Regions from separate parts of the Homo sapiens genome. Here regions 2 and 3 are each linked to region 1. Evidence: chromatin loops called from intact Hi-C (ENCODE). Cell type or tissue: CD4-positive, alpha-beta T cell. All regions are shown on one strand. Each heading gives the region's core, and the rest is flanking DNA. Links, peaks and the distances in the headings are about the cores only. Region 1 holds the start of LINC01983 (long intergenic non-protein coding RNA 1983). Region 2 has its middle 18 kb from the start of PPP1R2. Region 3 overlaps TNK2-AS1 (TNK2 antisense RNA 1).

Region 1 (6,079 bases), core at 655-5,654:
TTTTTCTTTTTTCCTTTTTCGACCTCAGAAGCTTCCAGAAAAAAAAAATCGTTTTAATTAAAAAGAAAAATGCCTGGGTGCGGTCGTTCACGGCTGTTATCCTAGCACTTTGGGAGGCCGAGGCAGGTGGATTGCTTGAGCCCAGGAGTTCCAGACCAGACTGAGCAACATGGTGAAACCCTGTCTCTACAAAAAATTAGCCGGGCGTGGTGGCGCCTGCCTGTAGTCCCAGCTACTTGGGAGGCTGAGGTGGGAGAATCACCTGAGCCTGAGAGGCAAAGGTTGCACTGAGCCCAGACTGCGCCACTGCACTCCAGCCTGGGCAACCGAGCAAGACCCTATCTCAAAAACAACAACAAAACTTCTAGTACAGAAAGGAATTAGAATTATTCTAAATGGGAAGTATGTAACTGAGACAAAGAAAAATAAATGCACATTAGACAGAGGAAGCTGTTAGCTTTCTTGCCTGCAGACTAGGCTGTGGTTAAACAGCATCGTTATCAGACAAGACAGAGTGCTAGTAACCCCGGACTTCGGCAGCCGAACCACTCCCCCAAACACAGTGCTGCCTGGGCCTCTGAAAGAAGCTCAAGCCTGTAGCGCCGCCACCTCCGACCCGGGTTAGGCCCGACACGGCTTTTCCTCTGATCAATTCTCCTCACTCCCAAGGCCATGAGGAGCCCTGAGGTTCCAAGGGAGAGAGGGTGAGCGGGGTGGGCGGCTGGCAGGCCAAGAAGGGAAGGGAGTAGCGGGGCTCCCTGCAGGCTGAGTCCTTCCAGAGCCACCCTGGCTCAGGGATGGTCACTGCTCCAGGGCCCTCTCTGATACTGGCAGGGGAGGACATGGGACTGGGGACCCAGTGATTTGCCATCACAGACAGTATGTCTTCCATTTAAACAATTACTGCATTTTGGCCGGGCGTGGTGTCTCAAGCCTGGAATCCCGGCACTCTGGGAGGCCGCGGCAGGACGATTGCTTGAGCTCGAGAGTTCAAGACCAACCTGGGCAACATAGTGAGACCTCATCTCTAAAAATAAAATAAATAAAAATGAAATAAAATAATAAAATAAAATAAAAATCCTCTGGGCATGGTGGCTCATGCCTGTAATCCCAGCACTTTGGGAGGCCTAGGCGGATGGGTCACCTGAGGTCAGGAATTCGTGAGACCAGCCTGGCCACCAGAGTGAAACCCCATCTCTACTAAAAATACAAAAATTAGCCGGGCATGGTGGCAGGCGCCTGTAGTCCCAGCTACTCGGAGGCTGAGGCAGGAGGATCGCTTGAACCCGGGAAGCAGAGGTTCTGGTGGGCCGAGATCGCACCATTGCACTCCAGCCTGAGTGACAGAGTGAGACTCCATCTCTCTCTCTATATATATATGTATATATATATGTATGTATATATATGTATATATATATTTTATATAAACATACATATAAAAATTTTACATAAATATTTTAAAATATATGTCCAGAACATAAGTCCTTTCTTTAAAAACATATATGGCCAGACACGGTGGCTCACGCCGGTAATCCCAGCACTCTGGGAGGCTGAGATAGGTGGATCACCTGAGGTCAGGAGTTCAGGACAAGCCTGGTCAACACGGTGAAGCCCCATCTCTACTAAAAATACAAAAAAGTCAGCTGGGCGTGGTGGTGTGTGCCTGTAATTCCAGCTACTTGGGAAGGCTGAGGCAGGGGAATCGCTTGCACCTGGGAGGTGGAGGTTGCAGTGAGCCGAGATCGGGCCACTGCATGCCAGTCTGGGTGACAGAGTAAAACTCTGTCTCAAAAAAAAAAAAAAAAAAAAAAAAAAAAAATATATATATATATATATATAGAGAGAGAGAGAGAGAGAGAGAGAGAGTACATTTTCTTTCATAAAAAAACTCAAAACTTATGTTTTATTTTAATAAGAGAGCCAAATATTTCTGGAAAACCTTTTAGCACTATTTATTAAAACAATTTGTTACAGCTGGGTGCGGTGGCTGACGCCTGTAATCTCAACACTTTGGGGAGGCCGAGGTGGGTGGATCACTTGAGCACAGGAGTTCGAGACCAGCCTGGGCATCATAGTGAGATCTCATCTCTACAGAAAAAAGAAAAAAAAGAACAAAACTATGTGGGTATAGTGGCGCCTGCCTGTAGTTCTCACAGCTTGGGAGGCTGAGGTGGGAGGATCCCTTGGGCCTGGAGGATCAAGGTACGGTGAGCCGAGCTGAGCTGGAGCCACTGCACTCCAGCCTGGGAGACAGAGGGACACCTTGTCTCTAAATAAATGAACAGTTACAAGATAAAAAACATTAACAAAATGTGTTAACTGGAGTTTATCCACAGAATAAAAACTAGGTAGTGTTTAAATATTCTTTGAGAAGATGAATTTAAAGATACAGAAAACTGGCCAGGCACAGTGGCTCATGCCTATAATCCCCGCACTTTGGGAGGCTGAGGCGGGAGGATTGTTTGAGTCCAGAAATTCGAGACCAGCCTGGGCAACATAGTGAGACCTCGTCTCTACTAAAAATAAAAAAATAAAAAAATTAGCCAGGTGTGGTGGGGCACGCCGGTCACCCCAGCTGCTTGGGAGGCTTAAGTGGGACGATCGCTTGAGTCCAGGAATTCCAGGCCACCCTGAACCATGATCATGCCACGGCACTCATCCTGGGTGACAGAGAGTGACCTTGATTCAAACAAAAAACCAAATAAAATAAAGATAAAAATAAACCTTAAGGAAACCCTGCATGCTGGATGACCTTATTTTATAAAACCGTAATACACATATATGTGCACAAAAAAAAGTGGAATATATCAAAATTTTAAGTGGCTTTCTGGGTCTTTAATTTTCTCACTGCGCTCTTCTGAATGGTCCAAGTCAACAAAGAGCATGTATAACAATCATAAAAACATTTTTTTTTAATACAGTGGAACTGAGGCTTCCCAAATGGAGTGACGTGATGCGAGGACTTCTGCTGGAGAGTGACTGCCCGCTCTCCCAGCCCTCAGCTTCCCTCCAGCTAGCCCAGAGCCGCAGGTTTCTGGCCCAGGTGCAGGCGTGGTGTTTTTCAGAGCCCTCCACCCGTCTCCTTTCCTGACCTTAGATACTGGCTGGTCCCCGTTTGGCTCCAGATGGCGGGCGACCCAGTTCCTTCCCCTCCCAGCTTCCCTGGGCTGACTCCCTTTAAGCACCCATGGGCTTGAGCCAGCAGATTTGGAATTAATTGATTTATTGGGCAATGAATACACAATCTCATCCCTCCCACTCTGAAATTTAGCCAGAGGGCCTGCAATGCCACATTTTGCCAACAGGTGGTGCTGCCTAACACGAAAGCTCTCTGGCCCCGGGTCCTCAAGATGGACTTCGGGGATCATTAAAATAGCAGTCATTGGTGAGGGGCATCCTGACAGGGCACGGGGGACACAGTTACCGCCTAACACCACCACCACCACTACGCAACAACAGCCATTTCAGTACCAAGAACTCAGGAAGACACATCCAAATAAAGACCGTCCTTGAAACGGAATCTCTTTCATTTTAAGAAAAGCTCGGTCCTGCAGTTCTTATCATTTCACCTCAGGTGGCTGAAAACTTAACTCTAGACCGGCAGCGGCCCTGGACTGGCCTTCAAGAACCCTTGCTCTCGACAAAGACTCCAGCAGTTGGAGGTTCCTCCAACCTCCAAATGCAGTTTCTGTACAAATGAACTTGCTTCCAATTAAGGAAACCTTTTGTCCGCAGGGAGAGACGCACTAGGCCTTTCCTCCTTTTGTGGCTGCAGTGGAGCCGCCAGCCGCTTTCAAGCAGCCCCATCCTGAGCACCCAGATGCAACCCCACTACCCCTCTGGCTATTCCTGATGTCTTCCTTTGTCTACAAAGTCAAAAGAACTCAGCATTCCACACCAGCAGCCTCATGATCCAGGCCTGCCTCACGCGCCAGGATCACGAGAGCCGCCTCTAACCCACCCCCAAAACAACAAAAGGATGCGCTCTGGCCTTGCCAACTTCAGTGCCTGGGACAAGCCGGCTCGTGCCCGCCGCCTCGGCTGCAGGGCCCTCCACCTGCAGCGCTTTCGTCCCTACCTGGCGTTCACCGTTCTCACCCATCACATCAGCACAACGTGACCTTGTGGGGAGCCACCTCCTCTGCTCCCAAGACACCTGGTGCGTAACGATTACAGAGCACCCGTCCTGCCGTGATGCTGTCACAGTCCCCCAAAGGCTGTGGACCCATCTGGGGCACGGACTGTTTCTACTTGGCTTGTGTTTCCTCATCAGGGCTCCACACACAAAAAGCACCCGACACCTCCCCACTGAGTTGATTCTCCCTGTTGTTGATTCTGCCTGTTGTTGATTCTGCCTGTTGTTGATTCTCCCTGTTGTCGATTCTCCCTGTTGTTGATTCTCCGTTGTTGATTCTCCCTGTTGTTGATTCTGCCTGTTGTTGATTCTGCCTGTTGGCAAACACACCTGGGTCAGCGTTTCAACTTCCCAACTTAAGATCTTTTCAGTAAACCCAGGAGATGCTGGAAAAGCTGGCAGGCCGATTAGAAGCAAGAAAAACATAGCAGGAAACCCAGGGTTTAGGGAACTGTGTGTCTGGCAGGAAAAGTACACTGGGTTCCCTGCTCCCCTGAGAAACCTCGAGCTGCTTTGACATCCTCTGCCCCCTGCAAAAATCTTTCTGGATGTGTTGGCTCTGAAACAGATTTTTAAATGCTTGTAAAGCATACACACATCTGGATTGCTTACAAAAAATTGATGTGTTTTTTAAAATGAAGTAAAAACACCTATGATCTATAAATAGGATAATTGTGAGCAAAAGAATAAACTTTCTGAAACAGAAGGAAAATGAGAAAAGTAAAACACAATTCTATGCGCAGAGTGTGGTCAGTGTATAATGTGAGCTATTGATTAATAGAAACAGGCAGGAACACGGGGAAATAACATTTATAATAACTACTGTTTGGTGGGAACTGACTGTGGCCCATACTCTAAGCAAAATGTTTCACCTTCACAACCTCAGTCAGTCCTCACAACCCTTCTATAAGGCAGGAATTACTCCATCAGTTTACAGACTCAGAAAGGTGAAATAACATTTCTAAGACGAAACAGAGCTAGGAATGAAATCCAGGTCTAACAGCAATGCTCAACACTCACTTAATATGAACTTGTTCTGGCTGGATGCGGTGGCTCACGCCTGTAATCCCAGCACTTTGGGAGGCCGAGGCGGGCGGATCATGAGGTCAGGAGTTCAAGACCAGGCTGACCAGTATGGTGAAACCCCATCTCTACTAAAAATCCAAAAATTAAAAATCCAAAAATTAGTCGGGTGTGGTGGTGTGCGCCTGTGGTCCCAGCTACTCAGGTGGCGGAGGCAGGAGAATCACTTGAACCCAGGAGGCAGAGGTTGCAGTGAGCCGAGATTGCACCACTGCACTCTAGCCTGGGCAACAGAGCAAGATGCCGTCTCAAAAAAAAAAAAAAAAAAAAAAACTTGTTCCCTTTTGTGATATATTTGACTAGGTATTTTAAATCACAGTTAAAATAATAGAATTCCTGCCTTTGCAAACGGCATATGCAAAGCTCCCAGGCCTCAGAACTTCTGAGCCTCGGGGCCTACCCACGAAGGCCAGCCTACAGCCAGACACACACGTGGCCCAGACTCACCCTGAATGGCCTCTGTTTTGTTTTCAATAAACCCGAGTCATTAAGCTTACTTTCTTATGATTTACCTCTTTTCCTAAAGTTCACATGATCATATGTGAAGCTCAAAGAGCTAGTTTCCTTGATTGATCCAGTAATTTCCTGGAAAGCAGTAAGAAACCGATGAATAATCTAACATTTTGTAATGGGCCAAGGATATTAATAGGCAACTCATTAAAAAGGAAATACAAATGGCTCAACTTATTTTTGAGTTTATTCGTAAGAGAAATGCATATTAAAACTATAGAAACACTATTTTCTACCAGTCAGTCTGCCAAAGATCAGAAAACTCCTTAACACATGGAAAGCTCCCTTGCACAGGTGGTGTGACAACTGAGAATGTCCCTCCGCTGAGAGCAGGTTCAGCACCACCCACCG
Region 2 (6,079 bases), core at 404-5,403, 300 kb before region 1:
TTAACAAAGAGGTTTGAGAACTAGGAAAGATTCTCTAAGGTTATTCTTTGATAAATCACTCGTTTTCACAGAGTTACTGCTTACTGTGGGTAATTTGTTTGCTGTTGGTTGACAATGAACCTACTTAGGAGAAGATATGATCCTTCAGGACTTTTATTTGTTCGAAATGAAAAAATTATTTCTCCTTTCAATAACAGACAGTGGTGCTTTTCTGTTATAATTCAAAACAGGTTTCGGAACACATGTCATTTTCAGGGAGAAGGAAAGGATGAATGAATGAGCTGGAGTACACTTTCTAGAACATATAAAGGGGATATGGGAACTGGATGCAGGTAAATCTTTCATGCTTATTAAGAACATTTTAATGTTTCTCAGTTGATGTATGAAGTACTTGTATTCGGCATTTGCTTCTTCAATCACAAGGAGGCAGCATAGTCTCATGGGAGGAGGGGAAGTGAGTCTATTCAAAACACCTGTTCTTCCTGCTGCCTGTGCTGTTCTTGTCCAGAAGGCCCCCTGGAGCTGGGAGTGTCTCATGGAGTCATTCAGTTCCCTGCTTCCTGGTAGAGTTGCCCCTTAACCATATGAAACAATATCTCCCACATGCTAAAAATAGCCAGGGTCTGAGTCCAGGACTTTCATGTTGACGGTCTCATGTACCTGGTGGCCCTGGGAGCGGGATGTCCTCATCTCACTCATCTCTGTTACTGTGAGTCCTACCAAGCCTGGCCAAAGTTGCCTCCTTAATAATTAGTCCTTGAATAGAATCCCCTAGGTAGTGGTTATTGACTTGCAAAATATAACACTGACTTTATACCATGTTTTTTTGTCTCATGGGGACAAAAACACTTCTCTCATAGAATATGTTTTGTTTGTGGGGAAATGAACAAAATGAGGTAAAAAACCCCAATCATCCTATGAGTAAGTTATTTTTCTGATAGAAGAGAGGGTCCAAGTTCAAGTTATAAGTGTAACTAGCCACATAGTTTCACTTAAGTCATTTCATTTTGCTGGGCTTCAGTCTCCCCATTTGGAAAATGAATGAATGTGCCTATGATATTCCAGTGTAAGTTGTGGGAACATGCCAGATATAGCAAACTGGGAAGCAATTGTAGCCAGATATGTTGAGGCACATGAATATAAGACATTTTTATCTGGGTCCTGTTTTCCCTTCTGTGACTGATTCTTTCTGGGCCCTGGGACATTTATATTCAGCCTCTGCATTTGTACATTCATTTGTTCATTCACCCACTCATTTATTCAATAAATATTTATTGAGTACTTAAATATGTGCCAGGAACTGTTCTAGGTCTCAGGATATAAGAGGGTACCAAAAAAGCAGGATCTTTTTTTTTTTTTTCAGAGAGCCTACCTTCCAGTGGGAGAGATGGACCACAAATACATAAGCAAATACATATACAAAATCATTGCAGATTATGAAAAATGGTAAGAAAGAGATAAAAAGTGTGACCGGATGGAAGGTAACTGGGGCAATCACTTTTAGGCAGATGCCTCTGAGATGCCATCTGAGCTGAGACTTGACAGATGAAGTGCCAACAATCTCAGCCTCTAAGCCTGCCAAGCTTGAGATGTTATTTGTATTAGTAATTTGCAGGTGCAAATGACCCACCTAGACTGTTTCTAGTGCACAGTATGCTTTGTTGACAAAATGCCCTGAAGCAAAATGCCACAGATGTCAGCTTCAGTTTTGTGGATTTTCATAGCATCTTCCCGTAAGGTTGGTCATTGTCGTTCCCAACCACTCCCCGGTTTGGGGGAAAGGACACAGGGTGTCCTCTGACTCTGGTGCACACAGGGTGTCCTCTGACTCTGGTGCACACATGAGCTCTCACCAGTCCTGCTGGGACCAGGCTGCAGGCAAAGAACAAACACCTACTTAATGAACTGTGATGACAGAGGAGTGGCCATTTGCTTCCTCCAGTGCTGTCCATGCCAGCTCCTGAGCCCATTTGTCACTTCCTGGGGACACAGCTGACTCATAGAGCACTGGCAGTAATCTTGGCCTGGGAGAGGTGGGAAACAGAAGGCTTGGATAAAAGCAGGTGGAGCTGGTGGCTGCCTAGGTAATATGATGGGAATTTTTGTCCACTGACCTGTCCACAATTCTTGGAATTCTGCTAGAACTCAGTATCCAATCCACTTGGTTCTGAAAGGTTTTTTTTGATTTTTGACCTTCAGCTCGCTCACTAATGTGAATGTTTGGAGGAGGATACCACTGTTTAGAAACATAATTTAGCATATTAAAAAAGACTCACAAAAAATCTCAAAATGGCAAAATCAGGTTATAGGTGTTAGGCCCTGGATCTCATTTTATCCAGAATTGTTCCATCTCTGAAATGACAAATTCATACACTCTAGAGCATGACACATAGTCTTCTAACCTTCCCACTGAGTTACCCATATTACACTGCCCTTCAGCCTCCTGGAGACCTCTTTTTCTTTTTAAAAAAAACTTTTATTTTGGGTTCAGGGGTATGGAGATCTCTTTTTCTATGAAAGGATCACAGTCTGTATCTGCCTTAAGATATAGTCATAGACAACCGTTATTCAAAGTAAGGGGCCATAAGTTTGGACGCCATGGCTCATGCTTGTAATCCCAGCACTTTGGGAGGCCGAGGCAGGTGGATTGCTGGAGCCCAGGAGTTCAAGACCAGCCTGGGCAACATGGCGAAATACAGAAAACTTCAAAAATTAGCTGGGCATGGTGGCACACATCTATGGTCCCAGCTACTCAGAAGACCGAGGTGGGAGAATCACTTGACCCCAGGAGGCAGAAGATGCAGTGAGCTATGATCGCACCACTACACACCAGCCTGGGCAATAGAATGAGAACCCATCTCAAAAAAAAGGTAAAGGGCCATGATTGTATGTCTATTTGTGTGTGTATGATTTTATCACTTTATTTGACAATCAGTGGTTGGCTCTCACCCACATTGACTGTCTATAGATGTTTGAAAGTGGTCACAGGTACATAGTTAAACCAAAGTATAGAGTTTGTTTGCTGAACCTTCACCCTCATTATGTTTTCTGCACGATAAACATGGATGTGGTACGGCCCTTCCTTTCACCCAGACATTTGTTGAGCCTAGTATTAGTGCGTACATCTGGAGTCCCCATCTCCATCATGGCAGATTTCTGGATCTCTCTTGAGTGCCTGAGGGGTATTCTTCTTGAAGCCCACTCCATGGATGCACCTGTGAATGTTGATGGTGTATCCTCAGGTCACTGCCTCATTGATGGCAGAATGACCCCCCTTTTTCTGGCTACCCTTTTTGCAGGAGTCATTCTGCTGGGCCCAAGTGGGAAGCCATTATATCCTCTATTACCTACCTTTCAGTTTAAGAAAATATTACTGTGATAGGCTGAAAAATGCTCTTCCAAAGCTACCAGGTCCTCATCTCTGAAGCCTGGAAATGTTCAGTTTGGAAAAAATGTCATAGCAGATATGATTGAGTTAAGGCTTTTTTTTTTCCTTTGTGACAGAGTCTCACTCTGATGCCCAGGCTGGAGTGCAGTGGTGCAGTGATGCAGTGGCTCACTGCAACCTCCGCCTCCTGGGTTCAAGCAATTCTCCTGCCTCAGCCTCCTGAGTAGCTGGGATTACAGGCGCGTGCCACCAAGCCCAGCTAATTTTTGTATTTTTAGTAGAGATGGGGTTTCGCAATGTTGGCCAGGCTGGTCTCAAACTTCTGACCTCAAGTGATCCACCTGCCTCAGACTCCTAAAGTTCTGGGATTACAGGCGTGAGCCACCGCACACAGCCGAGTTAGACTTTTGAAGTAGGGAGATTATCCTGGATTATCCAGGTGGGCCCTAAATGTAATTACATGTATTCTTTTGGAGACAGGCAGAAGATTTCACACTTGACACACACACAAACACACACACACACACACACACACACACACACACAGGCCCTGTGAAGACAAGCAGATTTGAAGATTGGAGTGTTGTGGCCACAAACCAAGGAATGCCAGCAGCCACCAAAATACCAAAAGTTGGAAGAGGTAAGGAACAGATTCTCCCCTAGAGCCTTCACAGCCCTGCCCACACCTTCATTTCGGCCCAGTGATACTGATTTTGGACTTCTGGCCTCCAGAACTATGAGAGAATACATTTCAGGTGCTTTAAACCACTGAGTTTGTGGTCATTTGCTACAGCAGCCACAGAAACTAATGCAGTTACCCATGCAATGAAAGCCACTGGTGTTCCTCTACTGAAATGCCGCCCTCTCTCTCCACTCTCCGGAGGGAACCAGGACCTTGAATTTGGTGTTTATTATTTCCTGCATTTCATTTTACTTTATTGCATATTTATGTATTCTGAAATAATGTCGTTTTATATATTTCATACTGTATCCTGTATATTGCTTTTTGCCCAACGTATTTTATAGATTATATATGTTGATACATGTAGCTCTAATTTTCTCTGTAGCATAGTATTCCATGGTGTGTATGCGTACCTGCACATATGTGTGCATGCTACAATTTTTTTTTTTTGAGACAGAGTTTCCCTCTGTCGCCCAGGCTGGAGTGCAGTGGCGCCATCTTGGCTCACTGCAAACTCCACCTCCCAGATTCCAGTGATTCTCGTGCCTCAGCCTCCCAAGTAGCTGGGATTACAGGTGTGCGCCACCATGCCCAGCTAATTTTTGTATTTTTAGTAGAGACGGGGTTTCACCATGTTGGCCAGGCTGGTCTCAAACTCCTGGCCTCAAGTAAACTGCCCACCTCGGCCTCTCAAAGTGCTGGGATTATAGGCGTGAGCCACTGTACCCAGCCCACAATTTTTAAATCAGTTCTTCTGTTAATGAACATTTAGGTTGTTTTTGGTTTTTCTGTCTTTCAAACAGTGCTGCAGTGAACATTTCCGTATGTATCTTCTTGTGCTTATGTGCAGAAGTGTTTCTAGGATATTTACCAGAGAAGAGAATTACTAGGTCATCCTCAGCTTTACTAGTTTTTGCCAAATTGCTCTGCGAAAGAGCAGATGTGGGTTGGATTTTGGCAGCAGGACATTTCAACAAAAGGAGTGATGTGTACTAAAGGTACAGACAGGGGAGGCATGGGAAGTGGTCATTAGTTTTCTTTGAAAAAGCAGTGGTTCTCAGTCAAGTCAGGGAAGCAGGTTTGAATCACCCTGGAGAATGTTTTGCAACCTTTTGCCCTCTGTCTCCCCATCCTGGGATGTCTTCCCAAGGAACCAATATATTTCCCCCCCGGGTAATTGCGACATGCTTTGGTTGAAAACCAAAAATGGCTGCCTGAGAAGGAGCCACGGGAGAAGAGGCAGGCAAGTTGGGTGGCGAGGACTGAGATACCCAGCCAGGAGGATGCATGTCAATCAGGGGTCACAGAGAGTCTCTAAGCAGAAGCTGAGCACCTTCCCCTCTACAGATACCCAGAGGCAGCATTAGGGCTACAGCACCCGTAGACCAAGAGCTCTGGGGTAGAGTTTAACCACATGTATTACGCTCAGCTTTGATAGCTCTTTTCTCAAGTCTTCCAACCTTGTTCACTGAGAGAGTCACTTTATAATGCAATGAGCTGTTGTTCCTCCTGGATCTCTGGGTGTACTGAAGATGCTGAAGGTTGGCTTTTTAATATTTTAATTATAATTAGCATACTAGGAAAACTCCGGGGAATAAAATACAGTACTTTCTTGCATTTATAGACTATAATATGGAATATGAGTAAAATATACATATCCCCAAGGAACCAGATATACATCAAAATAATTAAGTGGGGGCATAGCTTGGGGGTAGAACATTTGACTGCAAAATAACATATACATTGGTAAGGTTTAGAAAGACACAAAACAATCTACAGGGTTGGTCTTATAAATAAGTCTGTGGCTTATTGTCCCTAAAAATGATATAAGACTCCCTCTTTGTCAGCAAAATCTCACCTTATTTGTCATATACAAAACTATAAGACTAAATGTTTGACCTAGAAGAGTTGTTAGAGAGATCTGGTGGAGTGAGTGGCTAATGAGTGGGGTCAGGGCTAGCGCTGGGCCCACTCTCAGTACCTCCCACCACACTGCTCCTTAGCATTAT
Region 3 (6,079 bases), core at 360-5,359, 56 kb after region 1:
CCAGCCTGACCAACATGACGAAACCCCGTCTCTACTAAAAATACAAAATTAGCCGGGCATGATGGTGCACGCCTGTAATCTCAGCTACTTGGGAGGCTGAGACAGGACAATCGCTTGAACCTGGGAGGCGGAGGTTGCAGGGAGCTGAGATCACGCCACTGCATTCCAGACTGGGCGACAGAGCAAGACTCTGTCTCTCTCAAAAAAAAAAAAAGAAAGAAAGAAAGAAAGAAAGAAAATATCACAATGTAATTTTTGAACTTTTTATTGACGTACAGCATACCTCCAGAGAAGTGCTGAAAGCTTGCATTCTTACAGGTAATACACCCAGCACCCAGATCAAGAAATGGAACATAACCAGCACCCCAGAACCCTACCCTAAAAATGTAATTTAAAAAAAAAGATTTTAATAAATATCTTTTAGCGTGCCCTTTATATACATGGTTTACTTTTAACTTTCTGATCCCCTTGCCCTCCTCCTAGAATAGAAACCTCCCAACAACCGGGGCTTCTAGACACAGGCAGCTAGAATGAGGCCTGGCGCAAAGCAGGTGCCAAAACTACCTGCTGAATGAATGGGAGTGCAGAGTGCACCCCAGGTAGTGAAGGCATTGTTTCTGTGGTGTACTTGCTTCCTCGTTGTAAAGTCCGTTTCTTTCTGTAGGTCACAGTCAAAACACGGAGAGCCATGGCTACAACTTGAGCAAGTCAAACACGCTGTGATTCAGGCCAGGGAGATGAGCGTGGGTAAAGAACACTGTACGAACTAGCTCAGGGCTTCTGGAACTGTGTGCGGCTGAATCACCGGGGCATCTTGGTGAACTGTAAATTCTGATTCAGCAAACTGGGAGGAGGGCGCTGAGATCCAGCATTTCCATCAAGCTTCCCATGGACCACACTCTGACTATCAGGGCCTTCGATGCAGACAGTCTCGATACAGCTGCACACAAGAATCACACAGAAAGTTTTAAAAATGCCAATGCCAGGCCAGGCACAGTGGCTCACGCTTGTAATCCCAGCACTTCGGGAGGCCGAGGCAGGCAGATCACAAGGTCAGGAGTTCGAGACCAGCCTGGCCAACACAGTGAAACCCCGTCTCTACTAAAAATACAAAAATTAGCTGGGCGTGGTGGCAGGCACCTGTAATCCCAGCTACTCGGGAGGCCAAGGCAAGAGAATCACTTGAACCTGGGAGGCGGAGCTTGCAGTGAGCCAAGATCGCTCCATTGCACTCCAGCCTGGATGACAGAGCGAGACTCCATCTCAAAAAAAAAAAAAAAAGTGCTGATGCCCAAGCACCACCCTAGAACACTTAAATTGGAATCTCTTGGATGGGGGTTGGCATCTTCATTGTATTGTTTTTGTTTTTTGGTAGAGACAGGGTCTCAAGATGTTGCCCAGGCTGGTCTCGAACTCCTGGGCTCAAGCTATTCTCCTGCCTCAGCCTTCTCAAAGTGCTGGGATTACAGGCATGAGCCCCCGCGCCCAGCCTGAGCATCTTAGTTTTTTTGTTTGTTTGTCTCTGTCACCCAGGCTGGAGTACAGTGGTGCGATCTTGGCTCACTGCAACCTCTGTCTCCCGGGTTCAAGCAATTCTCCTGTCTCAGCCTACCGAGTAGCTGGGATTACAGGCACGCACCATCACATCACACCCGGCTAATTTTTATATTTTGAATAGAGACAGGGTTTCACCATGTTGGTCAGGCTGGTCTTGATCTCCTGACCTCAGGTGATCCACCCGCCCTGGCCTCCCAAAGTGCTGGGATTACAGGTGTGAGCCACTGCTCCCAGCCAGCATCTTAGTTTTTAAAAGCTCCTTAAGTGATTCCAACCAGCTACCAGACATGGGAGGTGCTTGGCTGAAGGCAAACTCTGGCGGGGAGGAGGAGCCAGTCTGTTCCCAAGCACACCCTCACTGCCTAGAAGGAGGCCTGGGCTAAGGCCCACGGAAGGGAGGGCTGGGATCAGGACGATCTGACTTGACAAAGGGCCACCATTTCTGAGTCAGGAGGGGATCACTTGCCTCCTGGCGGAGGTGAAGAGACGGATTTCTGAAGGAATTCTTAGGCATGGTGTGTATCTGCTAACCCCGGCCACATCCTCCCAGGACCGAGAACAGACTGTGCCTTCACCCTATTGCCCAAGTCAGAGGTCCCTGGAGCTGCCAAGGGGGCTGTGCTCACATGCCCCCGAGCAATTCAGTTTTCAAAACCTTACTAGGCCGTTGGGAGGAGGCACTGCCAGCTGCTCCCACACACCTGCCCCCTCTGCCCAATCACAGCAAGAGCCAAATGAGCCGAGAGATGACAAACCCTGAGGTCATCATGGGCTCTTCTGAAACAGAGCCTCATGGAGCCCTGCGCTCTGGTGCCCCCTGGTGGACACCTAGAGTTGTGGTTGGTAACCAACAAATGGACCAGTGAGTTCAGTTACTCCTGATTGGTTGGTGTTCGGGCACAGTCATGCCAGATGTGGCCCCATACACAGAATCAAGGAATTTCTAGTGCGGCGCAGTGGCTCACAGTTGGAATCCCAGCACTTGGGAGGCAGAAGCAGCAGGATCAGTTGAGTGTAGGAGTTCAAGGCTGCAATGAGCTATGATCTGCACTCCAGCCTGGGTGACAGAGGGACACCCTGTCTCTAAAAAAATTAATTTTTTTGAGACAGTGTCTCGTTCTGTCACCCACGCTGGAGTGCAGTGGCATGATCTCGGCTCACTGCAACCTCTGACTCTTGGGTTCAAGCGATTCTCCTGCCTCAGCCTCCCCAGTAGCTGGGATTACAGGCATGCGCCACCACGCCCGGCTAATTTTTGTATTTTAGTAGAGACGGGGTTCCACCATGTTGGCCAGGCTGGTCTTGAATTCCTAAGCTCAAGTGATCCTCCCGCCTCGGCCTCCCAAAGTGCTGGGATTACAGGCGTGAGCCACTGCGCCGGGCCAAAAAGAAATTAATTTTTAAAAAAGAGGCTAGGCATGGTGGTTTACACCTATAATCCCAGTATTTTGGGAGGCCCAGGTGGGAGGCTGCTTGAGGCCAGGAGCTAGAGACCAGCTTGGGCAACATGGCAAGACTCCCTACCTACAAAAAATTTAAAAATTAGTCAGTCGTGGTGGTGTGCACCTGTCATCTCAGCTACTCAGGAGGCTGAGGTGGGAGGATTGTTTGAGGCCAGCAGTTCGAGGCTGCAGTGGGGGGTACCATCACACCACTGCACTCCAGCCCTGGGCAACAGAGAGAGGCGTTGTCTCAGAAATAAATAAATTAAATAAACAAACTTCCAGTGGAGGAGTCAAGACCAATCATATGAAGGACGGGCTCCTTTGATTCTTCACCTACTCCTTTAACTCCCTGAAATCTGGCCTCCCCTGGAGCCCACCATACTAAGTGTGGGAAATGTTGCAGTCAAGGCTTGTCTTTAAATGGTGAGGTACTGTGTCACTCTTGCACCTTTCTTCTGCTCTCTCCTTTGCTCAAATCCAATTTGCAGTGCAGACACTGCACAGTCTTTAGCTAACTGTTCTTCCTCCTTCTGCTAAAATAGTGAGCCTCCCAGGCAAGCCCATACCTGCTCCGTTCTTGGCTACCCTCTCCAGCTTGGTAAGATCGTTTCCACCCACTGCCACTCCCCGACTCCCCTCCCACAGCTGAGCCAGCGAGGCCCCCAGGTACCAAGCTCCCTGCATCTGCGGCTGCCTGCCTGCGCACTGATGTTGAGTGGACACCCAGACTTGCTCCATCTTAGGAGGTAGCAACAGAACCCAAACTCTCAGTTCCAGCTCTCCTTCCCTTCTCCCCTGGCTCTCTCATTTGTCCAGAAAGCAGATTCAGGTTCTTGGCAGCCCCCTTTACCCATCTCCTCCTTCAGCACCTAATACACCTACTTCAGCCCCAGATACCTCAGGGCTCCACCCTTCTGCCTCCTCTCTCGACTCACTTCCTCTCAGCTACCACTTTATTCCACATAGAAAGAACCTGTGTCCAAGTCCTAGCTTCCCCACGTTCATTTTTCAAACAGTGATCAAGTACCTTTGGGATGCCAGACCCCTAACCATGAGGTGACTTCCATGTGAGTGGGATCAGATCCTTCCATTAGCCTCTGCACGTAAGACATGAACCCTCACCGGGAGACTGTAAGAATTACACAAGATAATGCGATGCTATTCACACCCTTGAATGGCATGATTACAGCAAACATTGTGTAGATGACCTTGCCGACTTCAGTCCCTGTACCTCCTGGTTAATTCCCTGTTAATCTTCCTAAAACATCGATTTCATCATGTCTCTCCCTTACTCAAGAACTCCACATTGCTCCCCAGTTCCACGCAGCATCGCTCCCCGGTTCCACTCAGCATTCCTCCCCGGTTCCACGCAGCATCGCTCAGTGCCCCACAGGTGTGAGTGTTCTACAAATCACAGCAGCCCTTAGGGGATGATTCACCACAGTAGCAGAGTTGGAAGTTGGGTCTAGAAGGGCCAAAAAGCCAAAACACACAAAAAGCCACAGCGAAGATAGGTCTGTGGGTTAAAACTCAAGGAAATTCCATGCCTAGAAGACAAGGCAGTCAGTATGTCAGAAATCAGGGAAGCAGGTGAAGACACAGATACAAGTCACCCTCAGCAAGGATGCCAATCTGTAACTTCTGCAGAGACGGGCTTGTCCATAGAAAAAAGGGACGTTCCTGGAACATTTGCTGTAGTTATCCAAGACACCTCACTATCAGCAGACCCAAAGAAGGTGACCGGGTGGTTAGGCCCAGAGGAACACTCGCAGGGGAACGCAGGGCACCTACGAGGTGAGTACAGCTTCTACGGTCTCACCAACAGCACTTCTTTGTTACTGGGATGCAGAGGAAACGATTATAAAAGAATAAATTTAGACCGGGTGTAGTAGCTCACGCCTGTAATCCCAGCACTTTGGGAGGCTGAGATGGGCAGATCACCTGAGGTCAGGAGTTTGAGACCCACCTGGCCAACATGGTGAAACCTCATCTCTACTAAAAATACAAAAATCAGCTGGATGTGGTGGCGGGCGCCTGTAGTCCCAGCTACTCAGGAGGCTGAGGCTTGAGAATCACTTGAACCCTGGAGGCAGAGGTTGCAGTGAGCCGAGTTTGCGCCATTGCACTCCAGCCTGGGCAACAGAGCGAGACTCCATCTCAAAAATAAATAATTAAATAAATAAATAAATAAAAATTTGAAGGGTAGAATTGAATCTGGGTGTGAAGTTTGAAGGAGGGAATGTACATTCTCAATGGGAGAGGGATTTTATGTTACAGCTGAAAAGGCCTTAGAGAACATCAAGTCTAACACTCACTTAGCAGTGAGGACACAGGCTCTGAGAGGTAGAGTGAGTGACCCACAAACAGCAATTGAAGGATAGAGCAGGTGACCCATGGACTTACAGCAATTGAAGGGTAGAGCGGGTGACCCACGGACTCACAGCAATTAAAGGACAGAGCAGGTGACCCACGGACTCACAGCAATTAAAGGATAGAGCAGGTGACCCACAGACACACAGCAACTGAAGAGTAGAGCGGGTGACCCACGAACACACAGCAACTGAAGAGTAGAGCGGGTGACCCACGGACACACAGCAACTGAAGGGTAGAGCGGGTGACCCACGGACACGCAGAAATTGAAGGGTAGAGCGGGTGACCCACGGACACGCAGCAATTGAAGGGTAGTGACTGCAATTGGATTAGAATCTCCATGACCAAGATAGAAATCCAGGGCGCCTACTCTACTCTACTCTCTCTCTCACCCGACTCCTGAACCCTCTAATACACACATAAATACCATGCTGAAGCTGCGCTGCAACAAACCCAGACGCGAGAAAAGTATGTTAGTGAATCTTGGGAATTTACATATGGGGATTGTATATGGCCCTGTCTTGATTTGCCTGGTTATAGGTGATGAAAAAGTACTTTGGCCAGGCACAGTGGCTCACGCCTGTAATCTCAACATTCTGGGAAGCTTCAAGGCAAGAGGATTGCTTGAGGCCAGGAGTTGAAGACCAGTCTGGTCGACACCCCATCTCTACAAAAATAAAAGAAAAAATTAGCTGGGTGTGGTGGCA

What was found. Hi-C counts contacts between places; a loop is a spot of excess contacts. Peaks named below come from ENCODE experiments on the same cell type or tissue, not always from the same donor. Only the 100,000 strongest peaks of a DNase experiment are listed, where the experiment ranks them.
Region 2: a loop joins it to region 1, with 7 times the contacts of the local background. A loop is called at or near these places in 27 of 110 quality-filtered maps.
Region 3: a loop joins it to region 1, with 11 times the contacts of the local background. A loop is called at or near these places in 93 of 110 quality-filtered maps.

Annotation. Positions count from the first base shown.
Region 1 is chr3:195,856,195-195,862,273 of GRCh38, forward strand. LINC01983 (long intergenic non-protein coding RNA 1983) reads right to left here and starts at 4,210. Exons shown (of 2, transcript NR_134939.1): 1 at 4,079-4,210. RefSeq lists enhancers at 3,597-4,121, 4,122-4,644. In CD4-positive, alpha-beta T cell, for the core only: a CTCF peak has its summit at 3,330 (motif pointing right); a DNase peak (open chromatin) is centred at 3,327; H3K4me3 peaks cover 260 bases.
Region 2 is chr3:195,558,275-195,564,353 of GRCh38, forward strand. It overlaps the pseudogene RPL31P64. Among named protein-coding and RNA genes, the nearest start is that of PPP1R2, 18 kb to the left of the region's middle. In CD4-positive, alpha-beta T cell, for the core only: CTCF peaks have their summits at 426 (motif pointing right) and 627; a DNase peak (open chromatin) is centred at 447.
Region 3 is chr3:195,912,831-195,918,909 of GRCh38, forward strand. It overlaps TNK2-AS1 (TNK2 antisense RNA 1), which reads left to right. Exons shown (of 2, transcript NR_145450.1): 2 at 1-434. It overlaps LOC124906253 (keratinocyte proline-rich protein-like), which reads right to left. Exons shown (of 4, transcript NR_197446.1): 4 at 250-940. Among named protein-coding and RNA genes, the nearest start is that of TNK2, 7.3 kb to the left of the region's middle. RefSeq lists an enhancer at 1,964-2,576 and a silencer at 2,178-2,227. In CD4-positive, alpha-beta T cell, for the core only: CTCF peaks have their summits at 2,362 (motif pointing left) and 2,575; a DNase peak (open chromatin) is centred at 2,341.